2 separate regions of the Mus musculus genome follow, and region 2 is linked to region 1. Evidence: chromatin loops called from intact Hi-C (ENCODE). Cell type or tissue: gastrocnemius. All regions are shown on one strand. Links, peaks and the distances in the headings refer to the core of each region. The heading gives the core; the rest is flanking DNA.

Region 1 (8,116 bases), core at 1,421-5,420:
AGAGCATGTGAAAGCACATAAGTACACACTGTGTAGCCAAGGGCTGTTCACCATCAGACCATGAACTGTCCTTTTAGCGGACAGAGCAGGCCATGAGCTATGGAAGGAACGCCACAAAGCAACATAGGGCTGACCTCACTCTTCCACAGTGCCCTCTAGGAATGGAAGTCAGCACAGCAGAGACTGCCTACCTGTCCTGAGGTGCTGCCGCCTCAGGGAGTTGATGAGGGAGGATTTGCCTACATTGGGGACACCGACCACCATGATGCAGTATTCTGGGGTCTGTGGAAGCAGAAGAGTTTCAACTTTATCCAACCCAGGTTATGAAACCACAGCCCAGAGGAAAGGGACATCAACACAAAGACCAGCATTTCCCACTAAAGAACAGTAAAAACAAAGGCTGGGTCCTGGCTGGGACACAGCCCAGTCTTCTGTATTAAAGAAGGCTCAGAACGGCAGGTAGGAAGGGACTGGGTAACTCCACATACCCACCCCAGCTCTGCACCCAACCAACCTCGGCTCGATGGTAGCGGTAGCTGCACCTGATCAGTTCCATGACTTTTGGGACAATCTGCAACAAACAGGCCACATCTTTTGGTCATGCATCCCTCATCAACCCACTTACAAATAACAGGGTCAGAGAGCCTGTCCTTACTGACCCCTCGCTTAGGAGGGTAGAGACCTCACACACACCTCATTACTCATCCCGATCATGGGTATCCACCTGTCCAACAGTCAGCTAATTGGAATTCATCCACCCACTCCCAACCCAACCCACACACAACCCAGGAGTGTGGCTACCTCAGGAGGGCTCTTCTACAGCAACTATAACCACCTAGTAGACATTCCACACATCAACTCATGGGGATCCATCAAAACAAACAGGAAAATAAGCTACCGGGTTCTGCAAGAGGCTCTCATTAATTACTTAGAACCCCAGCAGACTCCCTCAACACTCCCTCAGACTGTGAGCACACACAGAGGAGACAGGCAGCATCCTGCCCTGCAGATCCTGCATCCCTGGGCAGCTGAAGCCAGATCCAGGATCTCATCCCGACTGTTTAGCAGCTAACGTGCACAGAGCCTTACCAACCTGCTTGATGTTTTCATCTTTCACACAGTTCGTGAAGAGAACGTTGCTCAGGCCTTTTTCTTCTAAGCGCTGGACAATTTTCTGAAAGATACATTTCTATTTTAAATACTAAATTAAATTTAAATACTAAATTAAATATGAATGGTATGACATTCAGACGTGGTGGTATATGCCTTTAATCCCAGTACTACACAGAAAGACCCTGTCTAAAATAAATTAAAAATTAAAGTGTGTGTGTGTGTGTGTGTGTGTGAGAGAGAGAGAGAGAGAGAGAGAGAGAGAGAGAGAGAGAGTTGGGGGGGGGGGGGCGGGTCAGGAGATCAGGGCAGGAGAGATGGCTCAGCAGTTAAGAGCACCGGCTACTCTTCCAGAGGACCAGTTTGATTCCCGGTACCCTCCTGGCAGCTAACAATAATCTATAACTCCAGTCCCAGGGCATTCAATGCCTTCTTCTGGCCTCCACAGGCACTGCATAAGTGTGGTGCATAAACATAGAAGCAGGCAAAACACCCATTTACCAAAAAATAAAAACAAAGATTAACAAACAACAGCAAGTAAACATTCAAACATATACACATATATACACATGTATGTATATATATATACATTATTTACACATACACACACACACATATGGTGTGATATATAAAACTCAAGGTTCTGAGCTTGGGGCCAGTGAGATGGCTGGTAAAGGCGCTTGATGCTAAGCCTGACAACCTGAGTTCAATGCCCAGGCCTAGAGAGTAGAAGGAAAGAACTGACACCTCCAAGTTGTCCTCTGACCTCAACCTGTATGCCATGGCACACACACACGCACACACGCACGCACGCGCACACGCACGCACGCACGCACACACACACACGCACACACACACGCACACACACACACACACAAGTAAATGAATAATAAATGTAAAAAAAAAGCATGGTTTTTAAAAAGTAATCTGGTTGGCCAGGTGGCACCTGCCTTTAATCCCAGCACTCAGAAGGCAGACACGGGTGGATCTCTGTGAGTTGACGTCACCCCTGTCCCGACACAACATGTTCCAGGCCAGCAAGTCTTACAGAGTGAGACCCTGTCTCAAAAACAGGTAAGAAGTTAGGTAAGGCTCTAAGCTTGAAAGGACACTGCAGGTGCTCTCTGCTCTGCATCAGCCCTAACTCTAGGAGCCCGGCAACAAGACGTGGGTGCCAGCAAGCACAAGGAAAGGGCTCTGAGGAGAGAGCAGGGGGAAGAGCCCTCGGGCAGACCTAGCTGTGCTGTATGTGTGCCTCAGGCTCTGCCAGGGTGAACACCAGGGGGGCATGGCCTGCTCACAGGGACCTCAGTGCTTCTGGGGACAAAGCGGACTGAACCAGGTCACTTCGGCCTCTTCAGCACCAAGCTCACAGGTGCTGGCTTCTCTGAGGAATCCGTCACTTTCACGTGCTGTATCATATAAGACTCCCTTGGGAAGAGGAGGGGAAACTGAAACAGGCTTTCACTATGTAGCCTTGGCTGGCCTGGAATTCACTATGTAGACCAAGCTGTCCTGGATCTCATAGAGATCTGCCTGCCTCTGCCCACGTTTTAGCAAAAAAAGCGTGTACCATGACATCCAGCGTGGGACTTTACTGTAGACTGAGATGATATTGAGCTCGATCTTATTATAGAAAATAAGTAGTGACAAGAGAACATTAGAGCTGGCACAAAGTCATTACGTTTAATAGTCAGTATAATCAGTATACATCGTTTATATTCACATCTATCAATATGCGTTGAAAGTCATGATTGTGTTTGGTCATCACTAACCACAAAGCATATTAAATGCTTAAATAAGCAAAAAGTAATTCATTAATGCTGTCAGTTTAATATATTTTGAGTTATTTGTCACATATGATACAATTAAGATACTTGGGGGGGGGAGTCGGGGGCTGAAAGGTTAAGAGCACTTTCATGCTCTTGCAAGTTTGGTTCCCAGCACTCATACAAATCACGATTCCAGTTTCAGGGGATCCAACACCCTCTTCTGGCCCCTGCGAGCACCCGGCACACATGTATATTGCACATACATACATACATACATACATATAAACATGGAAAACACTCATACACTAAATAAATAAATAAAGTAATTAATTAATTAAATCTTGGAGGGAAATAGAATCGGTACTAGCCATGACAGAGACTGATCTCTGTTATCCAAGAAAATGTACTCAAACGTCCCTCTAGTACAGACCGTGGGGGTGGAGTCTAAGGGCCTTCAAAAGCCTGGTACTCGGCTCACCTTTGCCTGCCCAGTAGAGGGCAGCGTACACCAGTCTGTAAAGTCGTGCTTTGACGCACTGAAGCAATTCCTAAACAGCTAGAATCTCGATTAATAAAAACCAGGGGAAGGCACTTAAAGATAAAAGCAAACAAACAAACAAACAAACGATGCAAGACCGAGATACTCGCGAGACAGACAAGCAGCGCTGTCGATCTAAGCCTGGAGGAAGGTGCTGCCCTGGCAACCGCCTTGGAGAGCCTCCTGACCTTTCCCTAAGAGCTGCAGCTCTTCAGTAAAGGAAAAAATTTCTGTGTCACTAACAAGCTAGCAACTTTCTAAAATCTGGCTTGAATTCAAGGCCCTGTCATCCCCCTTTCCAAAGAATTTGACAGCACAGTGATAAAAAGTAAAGCCAAGACTTCAAATCCATTCCTGGCTGTCATTTTTTACTTGCAGGCTGTGTAGAAAATACACTGCCCTGTGACCCAATTCTGCCTGAATTTAGAGCATTGGTTCTCAACCTGTGAATCTCGACCCCTTTGAGGTTCGAATGAACGACCCTTTCCCAGGTGCTGCCTAAGACAGTCACAAAACACAGATATTCACAACTCATAACAGTAGCAAAATTACAGTTATAAAATATCAACAAAACTGTATTAAAGAGTCACAGCATTGGGAAGTTGAGAACCACTGCGCTAGACACTGTTGGGTACTTTGGGCTTTTCATATCCCAGTCCCATACCCAGCCCTTCCAATTTCTGGAACACAAGTGTGCAGAAAGCAACTAGCAGCAGAAAACCTGAGATCAGGCTGGGTACATAGTCAGCTAGGGACACTGCAGCTACCACAAATGAACTCCGGGCTACACCAACGGTGACCAGGGCTACATACATTAACCTTGCGAATCTCCCAATTAGTTAGAGCTAAGTAAAATGTAATCAGCCCCCTTTGCTTCAGTGGTCACATGTGCCTACATGGGACAAGGTGGACAGAGCATCCATCAGAAAGGTTGAGGGTACAAAGTGGCTGTAGTGGTCCCCAGAGGTCCCACAGCACACCAACCCACTTCCCACAGGAGGTGTGCCCATCGTGAGCACTTAGGTGATACTTTCATACTGAGGGAATCAGCTGTTGCTAAAAAGCCAGGCCAGACGCCTCCATCAAAGCCAGAAGTTGTTTTAAGTTACAGCCTCCCCGGGGGCATCACAGAACTCCTCTGTGTCTGTGGCTCTGTCACGTTGCTGCTGGCATCTGTGAGAAGGAGCTCACCTGCTGCTCTGTAAGATCTGCCAAGTCCATTTTGTTGAGGACAAGCAGATGCGGTTTCAGACCAAGCAGCTCTTGGAACAGAGGGTTTCGACCTGAAAATGGGATGTGCTGATGATGTTAAGGCATAATCCCTACAGAGTTTACCAGTGGCTAGTCCACCAGGAGATACAAACAAAGAAGCCCATCTCAGAGCAAGTGCAACCATACAACCCATCTTCCTGCCCCCAGACTTGGGAGGCCAACCCTCATGTTGCAGCTTGTGAAGGGTGTGATTTAGGGAAGGGACTGTCACCTAACTTCTCAAGCAGATGGTGAAAAGAATAAAACCAAAGTTCGAAGAGAAGCCATTGTTTGGATCCCAAGGAATTTAAATTGAAAGTGAAATGGCCCGAACATTTAAGAAATGGTGACTCCTGTGAAATCCCACCCAGATAACCTCAAACACCACCCATCCTCACTGGAGATGCTGCTGCCCACAGCTATCCTCAGCTATCCCAGTCTGATGTGGGACTCCACCATGTGACATAGGCAGAATGGGGCTTCTGCCCCTTCAGCCCTCCCAGTAGGATCTGGTACAAGGATCCTAAGGCCTCTGCCTGTCCCATCTGGCACCCAGTTAAGCTGCTACCTCCATCTAGATAGTCCCTCTTTCACAGCTGACCAATCCATTCACAAACCCAAGTCTCCAGGCTCCTGTCCTAAGATGCTACAGAAACCGCTACCCAGCACAGACCTCCTGCCACATCCTAGATTCAGTTAAGTGTTCCAGAGACTGAAGGAGGACAGTTCTCTCATCATACATGCTGAAAATAACAAAGTTTTACTTTTTAAATAATCAAATATTGGGAGGAATGGTGGACACAACTTTACTCCTTGCACACAGATCTATGTGAGTTCCAGGTCATCCTGGTCTACATAGTGAGCTTCAGGCCAGTCAAGACTACAGTGTTAGACCCTATGTCAATAGTGGTGGTTGGCGGTGGTGGTGGTGGTGGTGGTGGTCACATCTGGCAGCAGGTGATATTAGATGAGTAGACATGTATAGCCTAAAACAAATACACCAGATGTATTATTGCTAAAGTTCCTGAAGTTCTCTGAAGGCTGAAATAGTTCCTATTCTCCATGACTATTTCCAGAGACTACCACCAGTGGCAGCAGGTCCCCACGCCCACCACCAGCTGCTGTTCCAGGGGCCTGGTGGTCTGGCATCCCCACGCTCTTCTAAGGCTAAGTAAGCAGGATGAAAAACTCACATGCCAACAGAAACCAAACACAGCTTAAATGCAACAAACAGTCTGAGAAGCACCTGCCAGTAGACATGATTGTAACTTGCCAATTCTTCAATTAAGGACAAGAGGAAAGGACAGGTTAGTAGGATCATTTCATCTCCGGTTTCATAATTTACCCCTAAAAATATCAAAGTAAACAAGAGGCTGAGACAAATAAGATATCAGATGGGCCGGGCGTAGTGGCACACGCCTTTAATCCCAGCACTTGGGAGGCAGAGGCAGGCGGATTTCTGAGTTCAAGGTCAGCCTGGTCTACAGAGTGAGTTCCAGGACAGCCAGGGCTATAAAGAGAAACCCTGTCTGGGGGGGGGGGGGGGGGAGAGATATCAGATGGGAGCCTAAAAATAAAAACACCAGCCTAGACCCCACGAGGGAGATTCTGATCTAAAAGGGCCCTAGCTATTGATGTAAAAGCCTCCCGGGAACTCTAATGTGTAATGAGAATTGGAAAACACTGCTTTATGTCCCAGTAATTACAAAAGAAGCTGTCGCAGCTGTAGACATAATGATGGACCAGAGGCAGAGCAGACTAAACTGTCTGAAGGAGATGGAGAGGAACCAGGAAAGCATCCTGCTGCTGCCTTTACAGTCGAGCAGAGGTGCTCCCCTCTACAGCGTAAAAGGATATCCTGGCGTCATGAACCTCGATAACACAATCCACCGACTTCAGACTGCTCTGCATCTTCTTTAGTCCTAGAAAATAGAGGGGCACTAAGGAAACAGCCAAAGGGGGCAAGTTTAAGTTCTCCTAGGGGAATACATCTGAGAACCATCAGTGCACACAGGGTTAAAGGAGGCAGCATTCTGAGCCACGTTCCACGGTGCCCCGATGGTTCTGGAAGGTACATTTCACACAAGATGGTCTTAATCAGGAAGTTCCTGATACTGTGCGGACTTAATACCCTCACTGCACAGAAACACTGAGGCTCCGCACCGCAACTGCCACCTGTCCACTCACACTCCCGGCGCCTTTTCTGCCACACACTATAATCTCGCATGGCTGCGGCAGCCAAGACCACAGCAAACAGCAGCCTAGGACCGCACTACGTCTACAGCTGCCTGGGGCCAAGTTGTGACCTATAAACTCAGACATCAGCTTGCATGTGACTTAAAGGGACCACTCAGTGCGTCTCAAAAGTATCAAGCACAAAACAGCTCTCCAACCCGATGCCAGGAAGGCGAACCAAGGAACCGCCAGGACCGGCGCCCGTGCCGCCTGCAGCCCATGCTGGCCTCACCCTTGGCCATGTGGCCGGGGAACCAGCGTGCTACATCGTGACCTTGCAGAGGGAAGCACTCGCGCCAAGCGCCCCGGACGGCACCCCATGCCTGCGGCCACAGCCTCATGTCACTGGTGTCGGAAGAGTTCGCAGTCGGACCGCCTCCGCCAGGGCCTGGATCTGCTCACAGGGTTCCGGCGCGCCTGGGTTCCGTGCGCGACTGCGCATGCGCCTGACTCGAGCACTCTGGGATAAGCAGGGGCACGGGGTTGGCCCGGTAGTGCTCCATTCTCAGGATTCCTGAGCTTATGTGAGGTTCTTTTCAGGGATTTGAAGATAGTCTCCTTTTTTTTCTTTTGGAAAGACGATATATATATATAAAATATTATATTTGCTCTTATGTTGTGGTTGCGCACACTTTTTATCCCCAGCACCAGAGGCAGAGGCCAGTAAGTGGCTCTCAGTGTGCTTGAGACCAGCCTGGTGGATTCCAGAGCCAGTGCTACATGGTAAGACAGAGAAAAACAACAACAAAAAGACTCAATTTCATTTATTTATATTTTTTCTCATTTTTAATAGGTATTTTCCTCATTTACATTTCCAATGCTATCCCAAAAGTTCCCCATACCCACCTTCCCACTCCCCTTTTTTTGCCCTGGCGTTCCCCTGTACTGGGGCATATAAAGTTTGCAAGTCTAATGGGCCTCTCTTTCCAGTGATGGCCTACTGGGCCATCTTTTGATACATATGCAGCTAGAGACAAGAGCTCCGGGGTACTAGTTAGTTCATATTGTTGTTCCACCTATAGGGTTGCAGTTCCCTTTAGTTCCTTGGGTGCTTTCTCTAGCTCCTCCATTGGGGGCCCTTTATATTTTTATTTGAAGTGTCTGTGTATGCCATGTGTTAGCGGATACGCCCAGAAGCCAGTGGATCCTCTGGACCTGGAATTACAGGGGCTTTTGAGTTGTTTGACTGGGTGCTGAGAATTGAACTTCA
Region 2 (8,116 bases), core at 2,784-6,783, 160 kb after region 1:
CCACAGTGTTAGTGTCCTTCCCAGCAGGATTCCTTGGGGGTTCTAGGTGAACTGGAACCCTTTTCTTAGCCCTAAAAGTGGGATCCTACTTCTGAGAGCCCATGGGCACTACCATAGTCTTAGCCCTATATGCTGACTCTTGAGTCATAGCTGTGATGGTGGAGAACTTGTGTATGTGTGTGCGTGTGCATGTGCGTGCGTGCGTGCGTGCGTGCGTGTGTGTGTGTGTGTGTGTGTGTGTGTGTGTGTGTTTGCCTATCCCAGGGAGCAAATGCAATTAGCAACAGGATGGAGCCCCTGAGCTCTGCCACAGGGCTTAGCTGCACAGGTCAGCTGTCTATCTCGTGCTGCTGGCCGCCCTCCTGGGCAGGCATCTGTGCTCCTCTGAGGCAGGGCTAAGGAATCTTCTGGTGAGCAAGTGATATCTGAGAAGGCCACAAAGTGATAGAGAATTTCCCAAGGGTCGTTTGAGTGGGACCTGAAGAGCTAGTACGTGTTCCTGGCTCTGCCTAGGCCTGGTTGAGAATCTTATCAGCTCTTCTGGGCACTTGTGGCTCACAAGTGGCTTTCAGTGCACATTCTCGTGTTGAAGGTGCTAGTTTGCTGTCTTCTGAGAGTCCCTCAGTTTGTCTACTTATCTTCTTATTGTAAGTGGATGTGGGTGACATACTCTCAGCAGGAATAGCATGGGAAGTAATTACAGTGGGAAGTGACTGAACGACTATGATTTCCATGCCGAGAGCTATCTTTGTGTTGAATGAACTGATGCCTAGAGAGAGAGATGAATGACTACCTCCAAGATCATCTGGAGACTTAAAATCCTACATCTCGCCGGGTGTGGTGGCACACGCCTTTAATCCCAGCACTCGGGAGGCAGAGGCAGGTGGATTTCTGAGTTCGAGGCCAACCTGGTCTACAAAGTGAGCTCCAGGACAGCCAGCACTATACAGAGAAACCCTGTCTCGAAAAAAACAAAACAAACAAACAAACAAACAAACAAAAATAATCCTACATCCCGGGAATCTTTGCCACTTAAACACTAACAATTGCCACTGTCTTATGCTATAGTGATTTTTTCCCTGCTTTTTTGTTTCGTTTATTGTTGTGTGCATGATGTGTGTGGGCACGTGTGCCATGGCGCTCATGTGAAGATCAGAGGACCACTCTGTGAGGTTGACCTTTACCTGGGTTCTGGGGTCAAACTCAGGTCACCAGGTTTGTGCAGCAAGCACCTACTAAATGATCAATCTCAGTGGCCCTTGCTTCTTCTTCTTCTTATTATTATTATTATTATTATTATTATTATCATCATTAGTATGGGGGTGGTGGTGGTGTGTGTGTGTGTTGTGGCGTGTGCATGCACATCACAGGATGCAAGAAGGGATCAGAGGACAACCGTGTGGAATTGGTCTACTTCCACTTTTACATGGTTCAGAGACTGAACCATATCACCATGCTGACAAGCGCCTTAACCCCCTCAGCCATCTCACAAGCCCCTGGTTTTTTTTTTGTTTTGTTTTTGTTCTTGTTTTTCTTGTTTGGTTTGTTTTTTTAGATAGGCTTTCACTCTGTAGCCTATTTTAAATGCTATGGAACTCACTATGTGGCCCACACTGGCCCTTAAGCTCATGACAGTCCTGCTGAGTCAGCTTCCTGAGTAATGGTTTTATGGGTATGAGCCATCACACGTGTGATTTTCTGTTTTTCCTTTTTTTTGGGGGGGGGGGCGGGCTAGGAGGATGATTTTATTTCTTTTTCTTACTTTTTTTTTTTCTTTTGAGACATGGTATCACTATATAGCCTTGGTTGGCCTCTATGTAGACTGGGCTGGCCTCAAACTTATAAAGTTCTGCCTGCCTCAGACTCCTGAGTGCTGGGATTAAAAGCATGCACCACTGTGTCCGGCCAGGGACTAATTTCAGACTTATATAAGAGCTGAAAAATCCCTTTAATCCCAACACTTGGGAGGCAGAGACCATTGAATCTCTGAATTCAAGGCCAGCCTGGTCTACAGAGTGAGTCCAAGATAGCCAGGGATATACAGAAAAACCTTGTCTCAAACAAAACAAAAGGAAAAGAAAGAAAAGGAAGAAAATGTCATCCTAGTCACAGTCCCGGCAGGCAGAACGGAGCAGGGTACGGGAATCCTGGGCAGGGATGAAAGGAAGCTGGGGGGGGGGGGGAGGGAAAAATGTGTCTAAAGCCCATCATGCCATGTTACCATCCTCTTTAACAATGTGGAAACAAAACGGGTTTTCCTAGTTAATTCTTTCCTTTTGAGCTTCTAAAGACCCATGTTCTGAAAGCTTCAGGGCAATGTGTGGGATACTGGGGAGGCCGCAAGATGATTGGCTGGGACAGTTAGCCAAGAAGAGGAGCTCTGCCAGGTTCGGGCTTTATCTTCCTAGCGGTGAGGCCATGCAGATGTTTCCTACTGAGCTGCGTGCAGACAGAAGCCTTCCAGGCTAGGCTGGAGCTGAGCAGGACAGCCTCAGGATGAAGCTAAGGGCCGTACTTGGCCTACTTAGGAGATGCTCTCAGTCAGCTGTGTCTGGTTCCTCCCAGGTCAAGCCAACCTTTGCACCCCCGACACCACCAGTCAAGCCCGGGACTGGAGGGACGGTGCCTGGAGCAACTCAGGTGAGCCTCAGAGGGAAGGGGAAGGGGAAGGGGAAGGGGGAGTCCATCTTGCAGGAACCCTCCTGCTGACTGTGGCACTGTTTCGGAGGGTGAGTGGCTGTTTTCATTTTCTTAGCTGGTAAGTTTTAGTGACATTTGAAAAAAAAAAAAAAGAAAGAAAAAAAAATCCTCAATAACAGGCTTGATGTCTGCTTTATAATTTGCCAGAACTTTCCAGTGCTTGCGGCTTTCGGGGGCTATGGAATTTTCCTTTTCATATGGCTAGTCTACAGTATATATGAAATGCTAGTACAGTCATCTTGTGAGGTCGGGCCCATTCTGTTGTTAGGGGAAGTGGAAGTCTAAATTTAAAGAACTGGCAATGGGTATTTTCAGCTGGACCTCTCTCTTATCAGGTCCTCTTTAATATCGATTTCCTTTTTTTCTTGGCAGGGAGCTGGTGAGCCAAAGGTTGCTCTGAAGGTCCCCATCCAGAAGAGGTGACCAGCTAGGGCACCCCAGGGCCATCGTTTGTGGACGTTTGGAGATACCACTGCTCCTATAAATGTGTTCCTTCAGCAACACCACAACCACCACCCAGGCTGGACCTGCACACGCTGTTCCTACCTCAGGAATAATCTTTCTGTGGCTCTTGCTGTCCAGATGCCCTCATGAACCAGTGGCCTCTCACTGGCCTTGGCCAGCTTAGACCATACATCTGCGTATGCTAGTTGCTAGGCAGGGGCGGTGTACCCTGCAGTGGGCGTGATCAAGTCTGTCTGTCTCTGGGTGGACAGAATGCCAGGAGTCCCCTCCCAGCAACTTCTGCACTGGCCCTCACACAGTGACCTCTCTCCAAGGCACAGTTCCTGTATCTACATCCCACTCGTGTATGAGACTTAGGAAAGGAAAAGACGTCGTTCTTGGGGTGTTGGGACAAGAAGTTGCCGTCATCTCCGGATTGAAACAGATTAGTTGTTGAAATTATGACTAAACACTATTCACTAATAAAGATTCTATTTTATCAATAGATTATAGATCACATTCTACATGGCAGTTTGTTTTTATTACACCAGATCAAACAATTTCACCTACCATCTCCCTTCGTTTTTTAACCATCCACCTTGATTCAGCCCGATCTCTGGGCGTGCAGGAGGACCAATCCTTCCTGGGATCGAGGGAGGGACCAGCGCGGTTAGGGCCCCGCCCCTTCCGGCTGTGCCGCGTCTCCCAGCAACGGTCCAAACCCGCCAGGTTTCTTCCGCTGTGTTTCTCTGCTGCACACCCACTTCTCTGCCATGCTCAGTGCTTCCAAGCCGAGCTCAGCTTCGTTCCTGCCAACGCCTGGGGATATTCATAACCTCTGCGCCTGGCTGGACCGGCTCCCACTCAGCCGCCCCAAGCGCCACTTGGCTCGGGACTTCAGTGATGGTGGTGCGAGTGAGGGCGAGGCGCTATGGGGCGGATGATGAAGAGGACTCAAAGCTGAGGGCCACCCTTGCCTCCAGCCCCCTAGTACGGGTGTGGGTGTTGGGGGAACGGAGCGGTTCTTGAGTCCAGACTCGTGCTCCTTAGGAAAGGTAGTAGCAAACAGGGCCTCCTGTGGCTCTTCCAGCTCCCCCTGGGCTCTCACGCTGTATTAGCTTCCCAGGCCATCCTACCACTTGGTCTGACCTGGAGTCTAGGTGCCGTGCCAGACTCGGGGACAATTATGGGCTCCCCAGGAAAAGCTCGTGTCCTTCCCACTCCATTCCATGCATCTCATGTGGTCAGGGATTACAGTTGCAACCCAGGGTCTTGACCAGGCAAGCCAAGTTCCCCTCGCATTCCCACAGTGCTGGTGGCCGAGATTGTGAAGCACTTCCGCCCTCGGCTGGTGGACTTGCACAGCTACGTCCCAGCCTGCAGTACAGACCAGAAGCTGAGCAACTGGAGCCTTCTCAACAGGCAAGGCCTGGGAGCTCAGCCCACCTAGGTTGACCCCGGGATGCTCTCTCCAGCCATGGGTCTCTGACTGCCTAACTGTGGGTCCTTGCCTATAGAAGAGTACCACAACCAGGGGTACTAGGGCACTAGTACCCCTAGTACCACTCCTGGGGGTGCTAGGGCAGCCTATCAGCTAGCCTGCTCCCTTACGGATCAGTAGAGTTTTACTTCACCTCCCCAAATGTCCTCAGACAAGACTCTGCCTGTGTATAATAAGTGATCTCAAGGACAGAGTCGGGCAGATATGTCTGATGTAGTCCAATCACAGAGGGCCCTCGGGAAGTGTCTGAGCAGAGCAAGGTGGAGAACCTGTGTGGGCACCCCCAAAAGACTGGCTCAGATTGGAATAGAAACATTGCTGGGCTCAGGCCTGGGTCTAATCTCATGGGCTTATGTTTGAGAGGGAAGAGATGAAAAGAGACCTCAAGGGAGATGATCATGCTGAGAGGGCCCAGCTGCAGGTTTCCAGGTACTGTTGAGCTGTCTCAACAGGATTTACCGAGGGCAAGCCAGTAGAGAGATGAGAATGAATGCAGAGAACATGGCCTGATAGAGCACCCCATGTTCTGCGATCTCCTGAGACATAGCTCCAAAGGCCAAGAATGAGATAGCCATGCGCCACTCAAGTGCAGGGCACAAAGGGGCTCTCTGAGAAAGCAAGATGCTGCCCAGTGGCTGGAAGGCATTGCAGGGAGCATAGAACTTCAGGGAGGGCTCAACTCCCAGTCCTTGATGGTACTGCTTTGAGAATGTGCTCCTACCTTCTTTGCAGGAAAGTCTTTCGCAAGCTGCACTTGTGTATCTCAGATAATGATATCCAAAGGGTGGTATCCAACAGGCCTGGAGTTATCGAGTCTATTCTATGTGCACTGAGGGAGAAGATGGAGGCCAGGACTGTTCATGTAGGCTCAGCTGGTACAGCTGTAAGTGTCTGCACATCAATTCAGCATGCAAGTCTGCTGTGCCTTCTGCCCTTTGCACTCAGTCAGACAATCCGTCTGTGTGAGAATAAAACAGAGAAATGAATGTCCCTGTGGTCCAAAAAGAAATGAAGTCCATACATGAGGCAACAGGCCTCACTTAGACTCATTCCTGACTTTCCTGCTGATCTTCTGGAAGGGGGGGGGGGCTCCCGAATTTCCTTTCCAGCCAAATCCACCTACCCTGGGGCAGTGAAAACACTTAAGAGTTGCTCCAAGTACAACCAACCCAAGTGCTTCCCGCTCTTCTCCAGTTTCCATACTAACCCCACCCAGAGTTTGTAATGACCAAACAAATTCAGCCCAGCTACACTTCACTCCCCAACTTTTGTACTTTGCAGGATCCAAGACACTCTGCTGTGGATGCTGTCCGACCCTGGCGGGATCTTACCCCCAACCCACATACCTCTAAGATGCAAGATCCTGATGTGGATAACAGCAGCTTGTCAGAACCCCTCTGGGACTCCGGTGGAGAGCACCACTCTGTTCCCGAAAGCTGGGTCCATGATGTTGAACTCCCAAACCTTCAAAAGAAGGCAGGTATGCTCAGGCGCATCCTGGGCCCAGAGAGGCTAGTGGGCTCCTGAGGAAGGCATAATACTTAGGGTCCTGGCTCCATCAATACCCAGAGAGCAACCATTCAAGGGGCAGCCTGTGAGCTATGCAGGGAAGCCATTATTCAAACAGGAGCACCATTCCTGAGGTTTCCAGAGCTATGCAAAGGTCCCTGAAGGCAGGATAGGACCAAGTCCTTCCATGATAACTTCTGAGTCTGCTTTACCGGCTATGGATCATGTCCCCTCCCTCGTCCATATGTCCGTCCTGTCACTAGTGGGTGCCTATCAGAAGCAAGGTCCTGAGCTGATGGTGTCTATTTGTCATACAGGCCTACAGAGCCCTCCAGCCCCCTCCAGCACGAAGATCCTTCAGAATCAAAGGGATTTGGAGAAAATGGGCTGCTGTGCTTGCAGAGGGTGGACCTTTATCTCTCAAATTCTCCCCGCCCACCTCCTTCTGCTCCCTAGCCTGGACTAAAGGTCAGTGTTTACCTTTCAGGGACTCAATTGAAGGGCTCTGGGATCACCTGGTCAGCATCCAGCAGCAGCTGGAGGATAAGGAGCAAGCACTAGCCATTCTGCAGGAGACGGTCAAGGTATGGTCCTACTGGGCATCCCTTGCTTCCCGGAGATTCTGAGCTGCAAGGATGCAGAGGGACCCACTGCCCCAGCTTCACACTCCTTGGCTGAGTTTCTGAAGAGCCAGCACTGGCCCAGTGAGGGCAGTATAGGGAGTGCAGGGCCCTGACCAGAGAGAGTCAACATTCTTTAGACATTCTTTAGATTCTTTAGAAATTAGTCAGTGGCCTAGCAATGGTGATTCATCAGGCTTTAATCCCAGCACTCGGGAGGCAGAGGCAGATGGATGTCTGTGAATCTGAGTCCAGTCTAGCGTTCAGAGTGAATTCCAGGACAGTCAAGGCTACCGAGAGAAACCCTGTCTTGAAACTTTGAAGAAGAGAAGAAAAAAAAAAAAAAAGGAAAAGAAACAGTCTGTGGATCATTTCAGTCCTTCTCAGAGGCAGAAACAATGTGGCGGATACTCACCACCTGCCTCAGTGATCTGTCCATCCCAGACCCAAGTGCTGCTCAGGAGTGCAAGAGGGCAGGGCGGACCGGGGCCCATCTCAGGAAGCATGGGCTGGGTAAATGCCTGGAAAGCAGATAGAGAGATGATGGCTGAAGAGGCTCCTGCCTGCCCTCCCCCATCCTCACCCCACCCCCCTCCCACCCCCCCACCCCACCCCCACCCCCGCCACCCCAGCCTGAACTGGGCCTTGTCTTTCTCTTCATCTCCAAAAGCCAGGGCCCTCAAAACAACACACCCCGGGATCCTCGTGAGCATTTAGATGTGCAATGAATACCTAGTTTAGAGGCACATCTCGTTCTATGGAACACGCTTAGCTCTGCGTGCACGCCTGCCTCTGTGCTACAGCTTATTCTGTAGTGCACATACGGCTCTGCCGTGCACACCGGGTTCTGTGGTGTGTGCCTGGTTGTGTGGGCTAATGCCTGAGACTGCACATGCACATCTGGTTCTGTGGATGTCCTCCTGGCTCTGCAAGGACACACCTAGTCCTGCAGTATCTCCCTGGTTGGGTAGTCCGTGCCTTGCTCTCTGATGGACATTTGGTTCTGCAGGCACACCTCTGCTCTTGCACCAGGAACTTCCAGTGCCCCTTACTATTCCTTACCTCTCCCTGTATCCTGGGAACACACGGACTAAGACAATGGGGAAGAACGGAGACTGCACCAATGGGCACGGGTCATGGGGGCTATCGGAAATTGCAATGCCATCTGAGTTCCTGAGTATGTACCCAAATCTTGACGAGTTATCTTCTTGTGAAAACAGGAAAGTGATGTGATATTACTGTGGCTTTGGACTTACAGAGCAGTAGAGAGGAAGCGGTAAAGAGAACTGAAGCTGTTGCCTCCACCGCACCGCTTGCTCACAGCGCGGCTCTCCCCACTGTT

What was found. Peaks named below come from ENCODE experiments on the same cell type or tissue, not always from the same donor. Only the 100,000 strongest peaks of a DNase experiment are listed, where the experiment ranks them.
Region 2: a loop joins it to region 1, with 3 times the contacts of the local background. A loop is called at or near these places in 13 of 42 quality-filtered maps.

Annotation. Positions count from the first base shown.
Region 1 is chr7:140,136,796-140,144,911 of GRCm38, reverse strand. Mtg1 (mitochondrial ribosome-associated GTPase 1) reads right to left here and starts at 7,348. Exons shown (of 11, transcript NM_199301.2): 1 at 7,139-7,348; 2 at 6,529-6,593; 3 at 4,612-4,716; 4 at 1,094-1,174; 5 at 515-571; 6 at 192-282. The coding sequence starts at 7,247. In gastrocnemius, for the core only: a CTCF peak has its summit at 3,372 (motif pointing right); a DNase peak (open chromatin) is centred at 3,375.
Region 2 is chr7:139,974,484-139,982,599 of GRCm38, reverse strand. Spef1l (sperm flagellar 1 like) reads left to right here and starts at 3,845. Exons shown (of 7, transcript NM_001033465.3): 1 at 3,845-4,053; 2 at 4,455-4,566; 3 at 5,378-5,528; 4 at 5,927-6,125; 5 at 6,472-6,559; 6 at 6,642-6,738. The coding sequence starts at 3,918. It overlaps Adam8 (a disintegrin and metallopeptidase domain 8), which reads left to right. Exons shown (of 24, transcript NM_001291066.2): 23 at 2,566-2,640; 24 at 3,073-3,668. The coding sequence ends at 3,123. Gm16201 (a long non-coding RNA gene) reads right to left here. Exons shown (of 5, transcript XR_389973.3): 3 at 7,190-7,295; 4 at 5,992-6,109; 5 at 3,620-5,603. In gastrocnemius, for the core only: no CTCF peak of the experiment used is centred there; DNase peaks (open chromatin) are centred at 3,357, 3,857 and 4,345; H3K4me3 peaks cover 1,160 bases; H3K27ac peaks cover 921 bases.